Linked DNA regions of Homo sapiens: region 1 is linked to region 2. A link is a loop called in an ENCODE intact Hi-C map of the cell type or tissue named here. Cell type or tissue: gastrocnemius medialis. All regions are shown on one strand. Each heading gives the region's core, and the rest is flanking DNA. Links, peaks and the distances in the headings are about the cores only.

What was found. Peaks named below come from ENCODE experiments on the same cell type or tissue, not always from the same donor. Only the 100,000 strongest peaks of a DNase experiment are listed, where the experiment ranks them.
Region 1: it touches region 2 in a loop (3-fold over the local background); 1 of 110 quality-filtered maps calls a loop at or near these places.

The regions. Positions count from the first base shown.
Region 1 is chr13:111,034,127-111,041,728 of GRCh38, reverse strand. No RefSeq gene overlaps it. Among named protein-coding and RNA genes, the nearest start is that of LINC00368, 58 kb to the left of the region's middle. In gastrocnemius medialis, for the core only: a CTCF peak has its summit at 3,495 (motif pointing right); no DNase peak of the experiment used is centred there; H3K27me3 peaks cover 384 bases.
Region 2 is chr13:110,495,189-110,502,790 of GRCh38, reverse strand. COL4A2 (collagen type IV alpha 2 chain) reads right to left here. Exons shown (of 48, transcript NM_001846.4): 40 at 7,324-7,449; 41 at 1,007-1,123. It overlaps COL4A2-AS1 (COL4A2 antisense RNA 1), which reads left to right. Exons shown (of 3, transcript NR_046583.1): 3 at 1-215. Among named protein-coding and RNA genes, the nearest start is that of COL4A2-AS1, 9.2 kb to the left of the region's middle. RefSeq lists an enhancer at 3,346-3,845. In gastrocnemius medialis, for the core only: no CTCF peak of the experiment used is centred there; DNase peaks (open chromatin) are centred at 4,370 and 4,693; H3K27ac peaks cover 1,906 bases.

The DNA.
Region 1 (7,602 bases), core at 1,182-5,181, 540 kb before region 2:
GACCGCATGCTCACAGACAAGACAACAGATGAGCTCAGCAACAGGACAAATAAGTCAAAGTCATTCACCTGTGGCTTTTTTTTTTTTTTCTTAGATGGAGTCTCCCTCTGTCGCCCAGGCTGGAGTGCAGTGATGCAATCTTGGCTCACTGCAACCTCTGCCTCCCAGGTTCAAGCAATTCTCTTACCTCAGCCTCCCAAGTAGCTGGGATTACAGGCACCCACCACCACACCTGGCTAATTTTTGTATTTTTTAGTAGAGACAGGGTTTCGCCATGTTGGCCAGGCTGGTCTCGAACTCCTGGACTCAAGTGATCTGCCCGCCTTGGCCTCCCAAAGTGCTGGGGTTACAAGCATGAGCCACCGTGCCCGGCCCACCTGTGGCTTTTAGGACAAAGACTAAATAGGACAAGTCTTGTTTGTACCCTGCTGTCTTCCAAAATCATGTGAAGCAAAGTGTTACAGGGCAAAAGTATGCCTATTTTCTCTTGAACTATTTAGAGCAAAAAGGGTGAAAAAGAGCATCTTATACTCTGAAAAAATACTGTTATGCTTAAACGTTATGTGCAAAGTGCTAAGAGTCCCAGGCAGAAGAGGGGTCACGTTGAGCACGGTGGTCTGCCTTCCCAAGGCTTTCCCTGAGATGTGCCCCTCCCCTCACTCTGCTCTGTCTGAGTCAGCACGTCTAGTATTCTCAGTACTGAGTGACTCCGCAGTGAAGAAGAGGCTGCTTCTGTCAGTTACAGCAGGTTGGCTGCAAATCGTGAAAAACCCTGACTATAAGTGGTTTAAGCAATAAGATATTCATTATCTTACCAACAAGAAGTCTAAACTGGCTGGATGGGGTAGCTCACGCCTGTAATCCCAGCACTTTGGGTGGCCAAGGTGGGCAGATTGCTAGAGCCCAGGAGTTTGAGATCAGCCTCGGCAACATGGTGAAACCCCGTCTCTACAAAAAATACAAAAATTAGCGGGGTGTAGTGGCACGCGCCTGTAGTCCCAGAGAGAGACCCTGTCTAAAAAAAAAAAAAGCCTAGACTTAGTTCGGGTTGGTTCAGCATTCCATTAGGTTACTGTAGACCCCGATAGACCTATTTCTCCCTCTGCTTGTAAGGTTAATGTCATCCAAGGTTGATTTATCTCATGGCCATAGGATGACTGCCAGAAATAAGTAAAAATATGTGATGGTAAAGTTGTTTTATGTTTTACATAAAGTGGCACGACAATAACTAAGTAGACAGTGGGAAATTACAAACTGATGTTGCTAACTTTATAGCAATCAGGAAAAAATGCAAAAAGAGCTTAGTAGAACAATTAAAAGATATTAAAAAATAGACCATATGGATGCTATCAGAAATCCGGAGTGGCTCAGATGATAGATTAGGAACAATGAGCTGTGTCAAAACTGACTTTCTCCCAAGTCCTCATTCTACCGAAACTCTTGTACGTATTTTACACCATCAGTCGCTTCTTTCTTCTTGATGTTCTTGCCTCCCTGATTTCAGTGGCATTCCCTGCATTCGTCCATCTCTTACATGTTGGGACCTCCCCAGGGTCCTTCCTGTAATACTTTTCTTTCTGCACTCTCCAACCTGCCACGAGCCCATCTATCCCAATGACTTTAAATGCTGCCTTTTCATCAAAGGGTCTCTAATTTCAATTTTCCAAATTCCCATAGTGGTGCTTCCAGTGCCCAGTCTAAGTCCACACTGTCTGCAATATATGCATTGTAGGTATAGAAACATGACTAGGTTGGTAGTAACAAGACATTAAAAGCTCTACCCTGCAGATGGTGGTAGAAATCTGCAGTGGCTCAGATAATAGACCACAAGACAATGAGTACTGTCAGACGTAGAGAGAGATGTTTCGTAGCAGTGAAAGTCACTTATCAAGAAGACATGACCGTCATAAATGTGCGGATGCTTAAGAAGAGTTTCCACATACATGAAGCAAACATTAAAAAAATTAAAGGAAGAAATAGAAGAACTCACATTTATAGTTGGAGATTTTCACGTCTCTTTCACAGTAATTGGTAGATCAACTAGGTGAACAGTCAGTGAGGACGTGGAAAATCCGGACAACGCTATCGGCTACCTCAATCTAACTGATATTTATAGAATCTTACGCAACTGCAGAACACACCTTTTTTGGTGTAAATTTTTGCTTGTATTCATAGTCTTTTGGGTAACTTCCTTTAGGAGATTATCGATTAATTAAAAGCAGGGTCTATGACTTAATCACCCTTTTCACATCCATAGTTTCTGTCATAATGCTTTGCATACAGAAAACCTCAATAAATACTTGACAAATGAGTGAATGAACTATCCTTTCTAGGAAGATAGGGAGAATTAGCAAAGAAGGAACTACCTAGGGTAAAATGTCATGGATTGTCCACAGGCTGGTGACAAGAAACAGGTAAGGAATCATTTTTCTTTGGTTATCTTGAAACAAAAGATCATAGGAATACATAAGTTCTCAAACACACACACACGCACACACAGGGCCCAAAACTACTGGCTTATGTGGCTCCCTGTGGGTAAACGGATGTGGGAAGTCAGCCCACATTCTCCACCACTGTCCTGCACCTTCATTTCTGGACGTCAAATCCCTGAATCTGTAGAGTGTGCAACCAGACAGCCGTGGGTGCAGGGAGAGCCCCAGGAGGTCAGACCTCAGCCTGAATATCTCCTAGATGCAGCAGTGCTTACAGCTTTTGGTCCAAACCAGAAGTGCCAATCACTCATGGATGACCCAAGCCTTGGGTCTCTCCTCTGTATGGACACGGTTGCCTAGGGCTGTCTACATGGGAGTCACAGCGCTGTCCAGATCACAGGGGCCCCGTGGCTGTCTCAGCTCATTTCTATTTTAATTCTCTCTAGACCTAGATAGATGCAAGCCTCTCCAAAGGTGGAGCCTCAAGGAATCTGTGTAAACCTAATGTTCACGTCCGTTTTCTTGCTCAGAAACATTAAGCTGTTTCCAGGCCAGTGATATCCAGTAGGATTTCCATGGTGAGCTGGAGTGGTTCCTGTCTCCAAGTCATCTCAAATAAGCACTGCAAATTTTCTAAGACACAGATAATTTCAATTAGTTTTATTGATAGGTCAAACTGCCCTGCAGGTGTGTTTTGTGAAGTGTTGCTAGGAAATAAAAAATAAATAATGACAAATTGTCACTGCTCCAAAAATTTTTTGGAGCGACTGATCAATGGGGCAAGGATTAGGTTTCTCTTCTATGCCAATAATAATTATACCGTTGTTATGGGTTGAATTGCATTCCCTCCAATTCATGTGTGGAAGTCCTTAGTCCTTAGTGTCTTCGAATGTGACTCTATTTCTAAATGTAATAGGTCAGATACTCAGAAGCTTTTATAAATTCATTTTTGGGGGAGCTTTTCTACCCCATTTATGGACAAAAGTAAGTTAAATGAAACTGAATAGAATTGGTTAAGACCACACATTTCAGTCAAAAATTCTCAGCGTGAAGAGTGAAGCCGCGTTTTGCCGGGAGATGGAGGCACTTCACCACCAACACGACCTAAATGCGGTTCCGTGCATCTCAGCCAAGGTCTGGCGCTGATCTGCATCTGAGCTCCAAGTTGTGGATTATTTTATGTACTCGTTTCCTTCTCTAAAGATCTCCAGGTTTGCATATGAATATCAATAATCACCCAACAGTGATATCAATGCTAGCTGAAAAGTGCCGTTTTCCTTGCCAAGTGTCTCTGGGAATTCCGAATGCAAAGAGGTAAAGAGAGGAGTGAGACGTGCAAAAATCCCATCTGAGCTGCAGCATTTCCTTGGCTTCCTGCCTGTTGTTAGAACCGCCCTCCATTTCTCCTTCCATTTCCTATCACACGAAGATAGAGAACGCTGGCATGCACCTGCAGAAAATCTGCCCTGATCCCTCCAGTCCCAGAGCCCCTGGGATTTCAATGTCCAGTAGAGCCAGCTGGACCGCCTGAGGCTGAGATGAGGCCCAGGCCCACCTGCTTCCCAGGAGCTGCAAGCTTACCTTTTCATGTGTGCAGGGAGGGGCCATGCGTTCCATCCACAGTGCTCTTTCAGCCCAGGAGACCTGCATGCAGAGGCTTCCTCGAGTTAATTATCTCATCTGCCAGACAGGCTGGTGAGCGCCACACCAGGGCATCTTTAGGCAGGTGGGAAGAGTTTACAGAATTTTCAGAAGTGGGGTTTGGCAAGATGCTTACCACATCTAAATGCAAAGTGTTTTCATCTGAAGGGTTATTACCAGGTGTGGAAACAGGTTCCACACAGGTTTCCTAATGAACAGATGGTCCTCCGACCCGGTGTGGGGGCTGTGCCTGGCTTGCAGAAATGTGTTTGAGCTGCAAAATGGTTTAAATCTCTTTTAAATTGGTTAGGCACATTTAAAAATAGGAAAAGTTCACATAAAATATGAATTTCTGACTTGTCTTTAAAAATAGGGCCATCTGTCCATATGGGATGTGCACTTGTGCATGAATTCCACTGTCCCCAGAGCTGCCCCCATGAGTCCCCACCCTCCCAATCGCCTGGGCCACTCCCCCCACTTCCCCACCTCACTGGACCTTAGAGCACTGGAGCTGCAACCCCTTGTCTACAGCCTGTTGTCTTCCTTTAAGTCAGCACATGTTAAAACCTACAAGTCAGAGAGAGACACAAATAGACTAAGATAACGATTAAAGCAAAACCCAGAGTAAACCATGACACCGCAAAGGAGCGTGTTCCCAGGCGGGAACCAAGGCTGCAGCAGGGCCTTTCCATGTGCACTGACTGCTGCAAATTTATTGGGTGGACAGGAAAAAAACCAGGGCGGGTTACCTTTACAGAAAAGAATAATCTGGTATCTCTTAAGGATGTTTATCTGACTCCTGCCTTGGGCACTTTCGTGCTCACCAGCAGAAATGTCCTTAGCTGCCCATCGGATCCTCACTACTCAACTCTCAGATTCTTCTTTTAACCATTCTTTCAGCTGCAGTTCAAGTTCAGACCAAGAGTAGGAGATGTTCCTCTGGGCTGTATGAAAACCCAAGTTGTCCACCTGAGCTCAGGAGTTCAATACCAGCCTGGCCAACATAGTGCAACCCCATCGCTACTAAAAAAAAAAAAAAAAAAATTAGCCTAGTATGGTGGCACATGCCTGAAGTCCCAGCTACTTGGGAGGCTGAGGCAGGAGAATACCTTGAACCTGGGAGGCAGGGCTTGCAGTGAGCCAAGATTGTGCCGCCACATTCCAGCCTGGGTGACAGAGCGAGACTCCGTCTCAAAAAACAAACAACAAAAAAAAGAACAAAACAAAAAAAAACCCAGGTCACCATTTTAAAATTTAGCTGGAATACTTTTTACCAAAAAAAAATTGCATTTTGAATACCATAAGTGAATAATTTTACCCCATTTTATAATTGCAGGCTGAAACTTATTTCTTAATAATACTCTGTCAAAGAGGTCATGGAGCTCTCCATCTGATTCTACTGATGTAATGCTTCAGGTATTAAATGCCTAAACATAAAAGTATTACAAAATTAGGAGCAATTTTGAAAATGGAGTGCAAATTAGGTAAAGAAATGGACAAGTCTGTTTCTCTAATTGCAAAAAACAATGCTTCTTTTAGAGCAGTGGTTCTTAACTGGGTGTGATTTTCCCCTCCGGACACCTTTGGCAATGTCTGCAGGCATCTTTGGTTGCCACAATGAGGGCGGAGGGGCTCCTGACATCGAATAGACGCCAGGGAGGCTGCTGAGTGCCCGCCAGGGCACAGGACGGCCCCACGACAGAATTCTCCAGCTGAAAGGTCATCCGTCGAGAGACCCTATTCTAGAAAATTAAGTAGTCGAGAGATAATTATGTTAGAATTTGAAGTTAATCAATCATCTGAATAACGTAAGCAAAGAGAATAATCTTTGTTCAAAATCACCCAAATTGGCAGAGCTCTAAATCACCTGATAAGCGTGTCTTCTGCGGAGAGGTGAAAGAATGGCAGGGGGAGTGTTCAAGCCAGGCCACTGTTCATTCTGGGGAATGTGGGAGTCGAATCTGACCACAGCGTACCCTATGAAGCTGCTTTGCAAAAAATATGTGCTCACTAGTGTGTCAACAAAAGTGTTTTTGGACATTTTCAATATTAGTTCAGTCACCTCCCTAAATATCATTAAAATATAGTAACTGTATTTACTATTTCATTTACCACTACACTATCACAGCTTAATTTTTAATAATAGTTCTGAACTATTTATAAGTAATAGTCTTTGTCCATTTATAAGTTAAAAAGTGAAAAATACAGTGAAGCCCAAGTAGAAAATAAAAGCATTCATAACCCTATCTACACAGATAAGATGGTCGTTAATACTTTGCATAGGTGTACAGAATTTCTACATAAACATAGAATCATGCTATATACAGTTTTGTAATCTGCCTTTTATTACTCATATTATTAATATTTCCCATACAAATAAATATCTGTTTATAAGGATTAAAATATAGATTTTCTAAAATTGTTACAGTCTTCATCTTATGGAGGTACCATCGTTTATGTTTTATGTATTTTATGAGTGAATATATAGGTTGTTTTCAACTTCTCACAGACTTAAAAAATCTTATTGAGATAACAATAGACAAATCTGTGTAAACATCTATGTAACTCCTTAGGATAAGTTCCTAGAAGTAGATGTCATGAGCCAGACTTTAGAGATACTGACAAACTGTTCTCCAGAAGGTCTTGTGAGTTGCACATTCCCTGGACATGAATCGTACTCTCACCAACAACATGTGAGAATTGTCTGATATTTGGTACCTCATTTGGGGAAGATATACTATTTTCATTTGTTTGATTATTTGTGAGAAAAAATGTTTTCCATAGGCTTATAGGATATTTATTTTCTATGCTTTTTGTGTATTATCTGTTCCTGTCCTTTGCTCATTTTCCTACAGTATATTTGTCTTTTGTTGCTCCATAAGCATTCTTCATGTGTTATTATACTGTCATCTGTCATTACTCCTCCAGTGTGTTTGTTTATAAATATAATTTAGGCAATTAAAATTTTCCTTTAATGTCTCTTTGGTCCTTTATGGAGTCTATTTTTACATGTATGCTTAGAACCACTTAGTCTCTTAATAATTTTTACCATAATCCTTTTACATTCTGCAATTGATTCCTCATTGTTTTACTAGATTATTTTTAATTTAATTAATTGATTAATTAATTTTTTGAGGTGAGATCTCACTCTGTTGTCCAGGCTGGAGTGCGGTGCCACGATCATAGCTCACTACAGCCTCCAACTCCTGAGCTCTAGTGATCCTCCCGCCTCAGCCTCCCAAAGTGCTAGGATTATAGGCATGAGCTACCACACCTGGTATTATATTGTTTTTTTTAATTATGACTTATGTCTGATTTTTGATGTTTATTCCATCCAATTTAACAGATATTTTTTCCACTCCACGTCTGAGTCTAGCCAGGAGTTGGGCGTACAGAGAGGACTTCCAGGGGAAAGGATCACCTCCGGTTCCTTTGTTGAAGTTAAGTGGGAGAGACAAAGAGGAATAGACCACGACAAGCTTGTCCAGGAGAAGAATTAAGGCATGAGATAGCCCACACAAGGGATTTT
Region 2 (7,602 bases), core at 2,310-6,309:
TTGTACTTTCTGTTTCTATGAATTTGATGACTTCAGGGGCCTCGTATGTGTGGAATCACAGAATCCGACCTTTTGTGACTGGCTTCTTTCACTCAGCAGAATGCCCTCAAGGGTCATCTAGGTGGTAGCAGGTGATAAGAGTTCCTTCTTTTTAAGACCGAATAAAGGCTGGGCAAGGTGGCTTACACCTGTCGTCTCAGCACTTTGGGAAGCCGAGGTGGGAGGATTGCTTGAGGTCAAGAGTTTGAGACCAGCCTGGCCAACATGGTGAAACCCTGTCTCTACTAAAAATACAAAAATCATCTGGGCTTGGTGGTGGACACCTGTAATCCCAGCTACTCAGGAGGCTGAGGCACAAAAATTCCTTGAACCCGGGAGGCGGAGATTGCAGCGAGCTAAGATCGTGCCACTGCACTCCAGCCTGGGCGACAGAGCAAGGCTGTCTCAAAAAACAAAAAACAAGAAAACAACCCAACAAAAAAGACGGACTCCTCTTGTACTGGGTGGATACTGACTGCATTTTGCTTCTTAATTCCTCTGTTGATGGACACTCGGGTTGCTTTCAGCACTCGGTGCTTGTGAGTAGTGCTGCTGTGAACCTTGACGCACAAACACTTGTTTGACGGGTGACTTCATCTTTACGCCATCTCTTTCCAATATTCAGCTCGTTCGTGATTAGGAAGTGCAAATTAAATTTAATACTTGTCTAAACACAATACAGTGAGGAAGAAGAAAGCCGTTCATACTGCACATTTCTGAGCCCCCTGCAGTTTGAATATCTGCTATTACAGCAAGTAAATGACATGGCCTGTGTCTCAGCTTCCCAGGGACCAGGTCGTGCAGGTGATGGAAATGACACAGGAGGAGCCATCATGGCTCCTGCCTCTTTGACCGGAGTCTGGGCACAGCGTGGAAATGAACGTCTGTTCTCCCCCTACATTAAGCGGGCCATTGCCAGCTCCTGCCCCTAGAGATGTCGAAGCACAGATGTATAAGTCCTGCTTACCTTTCAGGCCAAATATCCCTGGCGCCCCTTTGTCACCAGGTGCCCCAGAGATGTTGGAAGGGGGTGTGATACCAGGGAACCCCTGAAGTCCTGGGCTCCCAGGTGGGCCTCGTTCCCCTTAGGATGAAAACAGAAGAAATTATTTTCAGCGTTAGCACCCAACTTTTCAAATCTACTATTTTCCCTCCACACCATCACCTGTGGTGGACCAGAGCCTAGCGAGCGAGACAGTGATGGGAGGTGCCCTCAGGCCAAGGAACATCTCATGGTGGGGCTGGGGAGGCCCTCAGGGCGGGGTTGGGGGGGCAGGGGCTATGTGAACCCCTCCCCCACCCCAGCCTTTCTCCTGTGAGGAGCCCTCCACTGGGATCCTGTCTGCCTGTGCTCGACTTCCCCAAGGCGCTGCCCGATCATGCTTAGATGGAGCCTCAGCACCAGGCGAGGCACAGCTGGTCAGACTCTGATCCTGATATGTGTGGACAGTGGTCAGCACAGGTGATGGACAGAAGGTTGAAAAATTGCAAATGAGGCTTACAATTGACATCACTATTGTCAACCCTCCCTGCGGCTGTCCTCCAGTGCCTCGGATCCCAGCTTGGATAGAGTTGGTCTTCATTATTCACAGATTCTGTGTTTCCCAATTTGTCCACTCACTAAAACTCACTTGGAATCCCCCCCAAATCAACACTGGCATTCACAGATATACACAGAGGCAAAATGAGTCCCAGCTGAGATCCAGCAAGGTGACGCTCCTGCCTTCTTGCTGCAGCTCATACTGTACACACGTGTCCTTGTCTTGGTCTCTGTAGTGCCCTGTTTTCCACATTTTTGTGCTTTATGCTGGTGATTTTGCTGTTTCAAATGCCCCCCATGTATTGTGTTGAAGTGCATCCTACTGTTGGTAAGTGCAAGAAGGCTGTGAAGTCCCTTATGGAGAAACACATATGTAAGAGAAGCTGCATTCAGGCACGAGTGAGTGCATGTTGACTGTTCCTGAATCAGCAATCCACACTAAACAAGGTGCCGTTACACAGAAAACCAGCTTATATACTGATCATTGACAAACATCTTGTGAGCAGAGGCTTGCAGGAACTTAGCCTTGTATTTCCCCTAGGAGCAATGGTTCAGTATTCACTAAGTCAGTGTTCTTGGTGACTTCAGAACATAACTACTGCGAATAATGAGAACCAACAGTTTTTGGGTCAAAGGCTGGAGCTCTTTGGCACTAGTAGGAGAGTAAGAGGGAAATGGCCACATAAGGAAATCTGTGGAAATTCCACTCCTCCCTGTGCTGTCAGCCAACAAGACACTAATGGAGCTTTATGTGCTGTAGGGCAGTGGTGGGTAGAAATCAGTGTGGACTTGAGTGGGCGGATTAAGTCTACTTTCTCTCCTAAGCACCTTCAGCCTTTTGTTTTACCTCGGGCTGGGGACCAAGATTAGTATTAGAACCCTGCAAAATGTCAGAATGTCCAAGTGGGCAAGGAGGGCATCACTTCTGCTCTGCAGGAAATAGTGAGCTGGGCGAAACAGTGCAAATCTATAAAAATGAGAAAAGGTAGCAACAGTGGTTTTCTGTTTCCCCTCTGGCTTTATGACTAATCTACACGCATCAGCAGCAGGAAGAGATTTTCCCTTTGGAAGATCCTGGTATCCATTATCCATCCCAGGGGAAAGGATTCCATTCATGCGTGCTTCCAAGTAGGACAAAACAAACAGCAGGATAAATATTTAGAGAGGTGAGGCTTGTCTCACAAATCACAGACAACATGCAAGTGGGTTCATTAGCCCTGAGGGCATGAGTGAGCCACCATCTGTAGTTTGATATAAAATGACACCAATTGAACTGCTTCTAGCTATTGTCACAAAGTACCCGAAACAGATGGTGAGTGTCAGTAAATAATGGCAGACTCCTGAGTTAGATGATCCAGTGCAATCCGCAGACTGGCAGATTCCCACGAAAACATAATTAACTTAACTGCAGTGATGAGGACTGTTAATGAGAACACTTAGCAAACATGAGTCAGTTTGCTGGAATCTAGACGGAAACCGCTATGATTTCTCAGTAGCCCCCATGGATCGTCCTAAGTACTGACATAAAAGAGTCTCACTAACAGGGGTTCCGTGAAGGCCCATGTTGCATGACTCAAGGCCAAATCAGGAACTGATGCTCGAATGTCAGCTGCAGAAATAGGTGAGGTTGCAGACTCTAGCTTCAGTGAGCTGTGATACGGTTTGGCTGTGTCCCCACCCAAATCTCGACTTGTAGTTCCCAAAGTCCCTACATGTCGTAGGAGGGACCTGGTGGGAAGTAATTGAATCACGGGGGTGGCTATCCTCATGCTGTTCTCGTGATAGTGAGTTCCCAGGAGATCTGATAGTTTTATAAGGGGCCTCCCCCCACCCTTTACTCAGCACTTCTCTCTCCTGCCGCCAGTGAAGAAGGATGTGTTTGCTTCCCCTTCCGCCATGATTGTAAGTTTCCTGAGGCCTCCCCAGCCATGCAGAACTGTGAATCAATTAAACCTCTTTCCTTTATAAATTACCCAGTCTCTGGTATTTCTTCATAGCAGCATGAGAACGAACTAATACAAATGAGATGCAACTCATGCGAAGGAAGATGACGGATTCAAATTATTCCCATATTTTGAGAGAAGAGTGTGTGTCCTGAATGACATTATGATCAGTGTGTGAACGTCATCATGGAAGGTCGTCTTTCCCTCATCACTAGCCAGAGGCAGTGGCCTCATATGCCAAGGCCCAATGGCACTGGGCAGTGTCTGCCCTGGCCTCCAGGACCTGCTCTGAAGTCATCAGCTCATGGGCCCACTGTGACGTTCATGCAGGTCGAGGGTGGGGGCATGGCTTGCAAAAGTCAGCATGCCGCACGGTGGCTTGGAAGCCGGGGACACCGTCCAGGTCCCTGGGATGGAATGCAAGGAGGGCCACAGGAGGTCACGGAGAGTTTTGATAAATGGGTCCCACACAGATCAAATGTGTAATAAGGCCATCAATGTTACCTTAGGGGTGTTCTGAGCTACACGTAACTCTCCACTGATGTCAGAAAATTATCCTACAATTTCACAATATTCTTCTCCAGCAAGTATTTGTTGAGCACTTACTCAGGGACAAGCATTTTGCTGAGGTATTAAGTGGAAAATAAATGAGATAAATCTCTGTCCTTGGGGATGGAAATCTTAAATCTTTTTTGTGGTCAAGTACAGGGCCTGAACATCATGCTGTGTGAATCAAACGTTAACAATGCATGGTCATACAAAATGCTAGCAGCTGTGTTCTGTGACCCCCCTCTATGGGCCACTGTGTGCACCCTGTCGAAATCCCATCTCAGTTTCCTCCGCCCCTCCCTGTGCGGGATCTCCTCTCCACATCTCCTGGCCAAGTCTTCCCCGTTGCTGCATTCCCAGATGCCTTTCAGGTGACAGACTGGTAAACTGATCATCATGACACTCTGAAAACAACGCTATGTTTCAAGGCCTTTAAAGATAGCAAACATTTATTGCTGGCCTCCTGTGTGCAAGAGCTTTACCTGTAGTATCTCATTGTATCCTCCCAATACTCACAAGTGCATTTTTATTTTCATTTGACAGACAAAGCCAGAGACATTCAATACCATGGCCAAGGTCACATGGTGAAAATATGGTGCACGTGAGACGCAGAACAAGAACCCAACAGGTGTCTGATTTAAAGGTCACGGGCATGGTCAACTCTACTGCTGGGCTCCTGGGAGGATTATGCTGGTGGACTGACCCCAGATCCTCACCCCTGACTGAGGCTGTGCTGGTGGACTGACCCCAGATCCTCACCCCTGACTGAGGCTGTGCTGGTGGACTGACCCCAGATCCTCACCCCTGACTGAGGCTGTGCTGGTGGACTGACCCCAGATCCTCACCCCTGACTGAGGCTGTGCTGGTGGACTGACCCCAGATCCTCACCCCTGACTGAGGCTGTGCTGCTGGACTGACCCCAGATCCTCACCCCTGACTGAGGCTGTGCTGCTGGACTGACCCCAGATCCTCACCCCTGACTGAGGCTGTGCTGGTGGACTGACCTAGATCCTCAGCCCTGAGTGGAGGTTGTGCTAGTGGATTGACCTAAATCCTCAGTCCTGAGTGGAGGTTGTGCTGGTGGACTGACCTAGATCCTCAGCCCTGAGTGGAGGTTGTGCTGGTGGATTGACCTAAATCCTCAGCCCTGAGTGGAGGTTGTGCTGGTGGACTGACCTAAATCCTCAGTCCTGAGTGGAGGTTGTGCTGGTGGATTGACCTAAATCCTCAGTCCTGAGTGGAGGTTGTGCTGGTGGACTGACCTAGATCCTCAGTCCTGAGTGGAGGTTGTGCTGGTGGATTGACCTAAATCCTCAGTCCTGAGTGGAGGTTGTGCTGGTGGACTGACCCTAGACCCTCAATCCTGGCTGAAGCTGTGCTGGTGTACTGACCTAGATCCTCACCCCTGAGTGAGGCTGTGCTGGTGGATTGACCTAGATCCTCACCCCTGAGTGAGGCTGTGCTGGTGGATTGACCTAGATCTTCACCCCTGAGTGACGTTGTGCTGGTGGAGTCACCTTGGATCCTCACTCCTGGGTGGAGCTTCTGCTGGTGCGCTGACCCTAGATCCCTGGCTGAGGTTATGCTGGTAGACTGTCCTAGATCCTTACCCCTGACTGAGGCTGTGCTGGTGGGACTGACCTTAGATTCTCACTCCTCAGTGGAGCTTGTGCTGGTGTGCTGACCCTAGATCCTCACCCCTGACTGAGGCTGTGCTGGTGGACTGACCCTAGATCCTCACCCCAACTGAGGCTGTGCTGGTATGCTAACCCTAGATCTTCACCCCGACTGAGGCTGTGCTGGTGGACTGACCCTAGATCCTCACCCCTGACTGAGGCTGTGCTGGTGGACTGACCCTAGATCCTCACCCCTGACTGAGGCTGTGCTGGTGGACTGACCTTAGATCCTCATCCCTGGCTGAGGCTGTGCTGATGGACTGACCCTAGATCCTCATCCTTGACTGAGGCTGTGCTGGTGGACTGACCTTAGATCCTCACCGCTGGCTGAGGCTGTGCTGGTGGACTGACCCTAGATCCTCAACTCTGACTGAGGCTGTGCTGGTGGACTGACCCTAGATCCTCATCCTTGACTGAGGCTGTGCTCGTGGACTGACCCTAGATCCTCAACTCTGACTGAGGCTGTGCTGGTGGACTGACCCTAGATCCTCACCGCTGGCTGAGGCTGTGCTGGTGGACTGTCCTGGATCCTCACCCTGACTAGGGCTCTGGCAGCACCATGCAGCCTCCCAGGATAGTCTGGCTCCTGTTGGCAGAGCCCCTCCTCTTTCTCCTATCTTCAGATCAGTGCTGTGGAGCTCTGAGGCTAGGGGATTCTGGAGTTTCCAGCTGCTGGTGAGGGGAGAGGGCAGGCAGCAGATCCTGGAGAGTGAGATGTGATCTGCAAGCCTCGAGACATCCCTGCACCCCAGCAAAAGCCAGGGTTGCTGGCCTCCTTGGTCCTGACTTCCTCTCCTGTGGATGTCTGGTTCTAGCTTCATGGGGAATTGGCACTAGAAAAACTCAGGCCTTTGTGGATGGAAGCCAGAGTTTCTGTTGCCAGCATGGAGCCCAGGGTGCCCAGGCTGTCCATCCAGGTGTGCTGCCCAGCTCCCGTACCTGAGCCAGGAGATGCCCCTGGTCAGGCTGGTGAGGTGGGCGGGGTGGGGGAGGGGCCCATGGATCTCAGGAGCAGACTCTGGGGCTGTGGGCTCATGCACAATGAGACCGCAACACCCTTGGCAGACTGGCTCCCAGGAAGGTCCTGGTTTCTATCTAGGAATGTTTCTCACTGCCATTTAGACTTGAGCCCACCTTGGCTGGTGAGCAGGGAGGCTATGGGGTGGGAAGACAAGTTTCTGGGCATTTCCTACCCAAGTATGGGTCAGCGTGGCTCTGCTAGGAGGTTTAATGCATTTATTCGCACATTCACTACCCAGAGTGCTTGTTATGGCAAGGCCTGTGCCAGTGCCCCAGGCGCACAGAGGATCTGATGGGGTCTCTAGGCCAGGGAGCTTATCAGTTACTCCACGGGATGGGTGGTCAGTGCCTCACTAACACTGATGGGATAAAATAAATTGCCTAACAAACTAAGACTAGCTGAGAGGTCCTGCAACAGGTAGTCCTCCCCAGAAAAACCAGCTCTTTCCTGCACTTCTGCACAGCCTCTCCCACCCCATAGACACTCCATGGCCCCACCTCTGGGTGGGTTCTGGTTACTGGGACGGCAATGTTGGCTTGGAATGTGTGGCCTCACCTGGAGCTCCTTGGTCTCCTTTCTGTCCTGGGACTCCCACAGGGCCTGGAAGGGTGTTGGCCTCTCCTGGGTCACCTCTTTCCCCAGGAGGGCCTGGGAAGCCTGGGTCTCCGTGGATGTCAGAACCTGTGGAAGAGTTATAACAGCAGCTGATGTCGGTGTTTCCAACCATACAGTTGACTTTCCTAAGTGAAAGAACAGCTTGGGGTGCCTCAAAAGCAAAGAAACAGAGGCAGCCATGGTGATTTCAGCTTGCATTGCAATATATGGCCTCCAGGT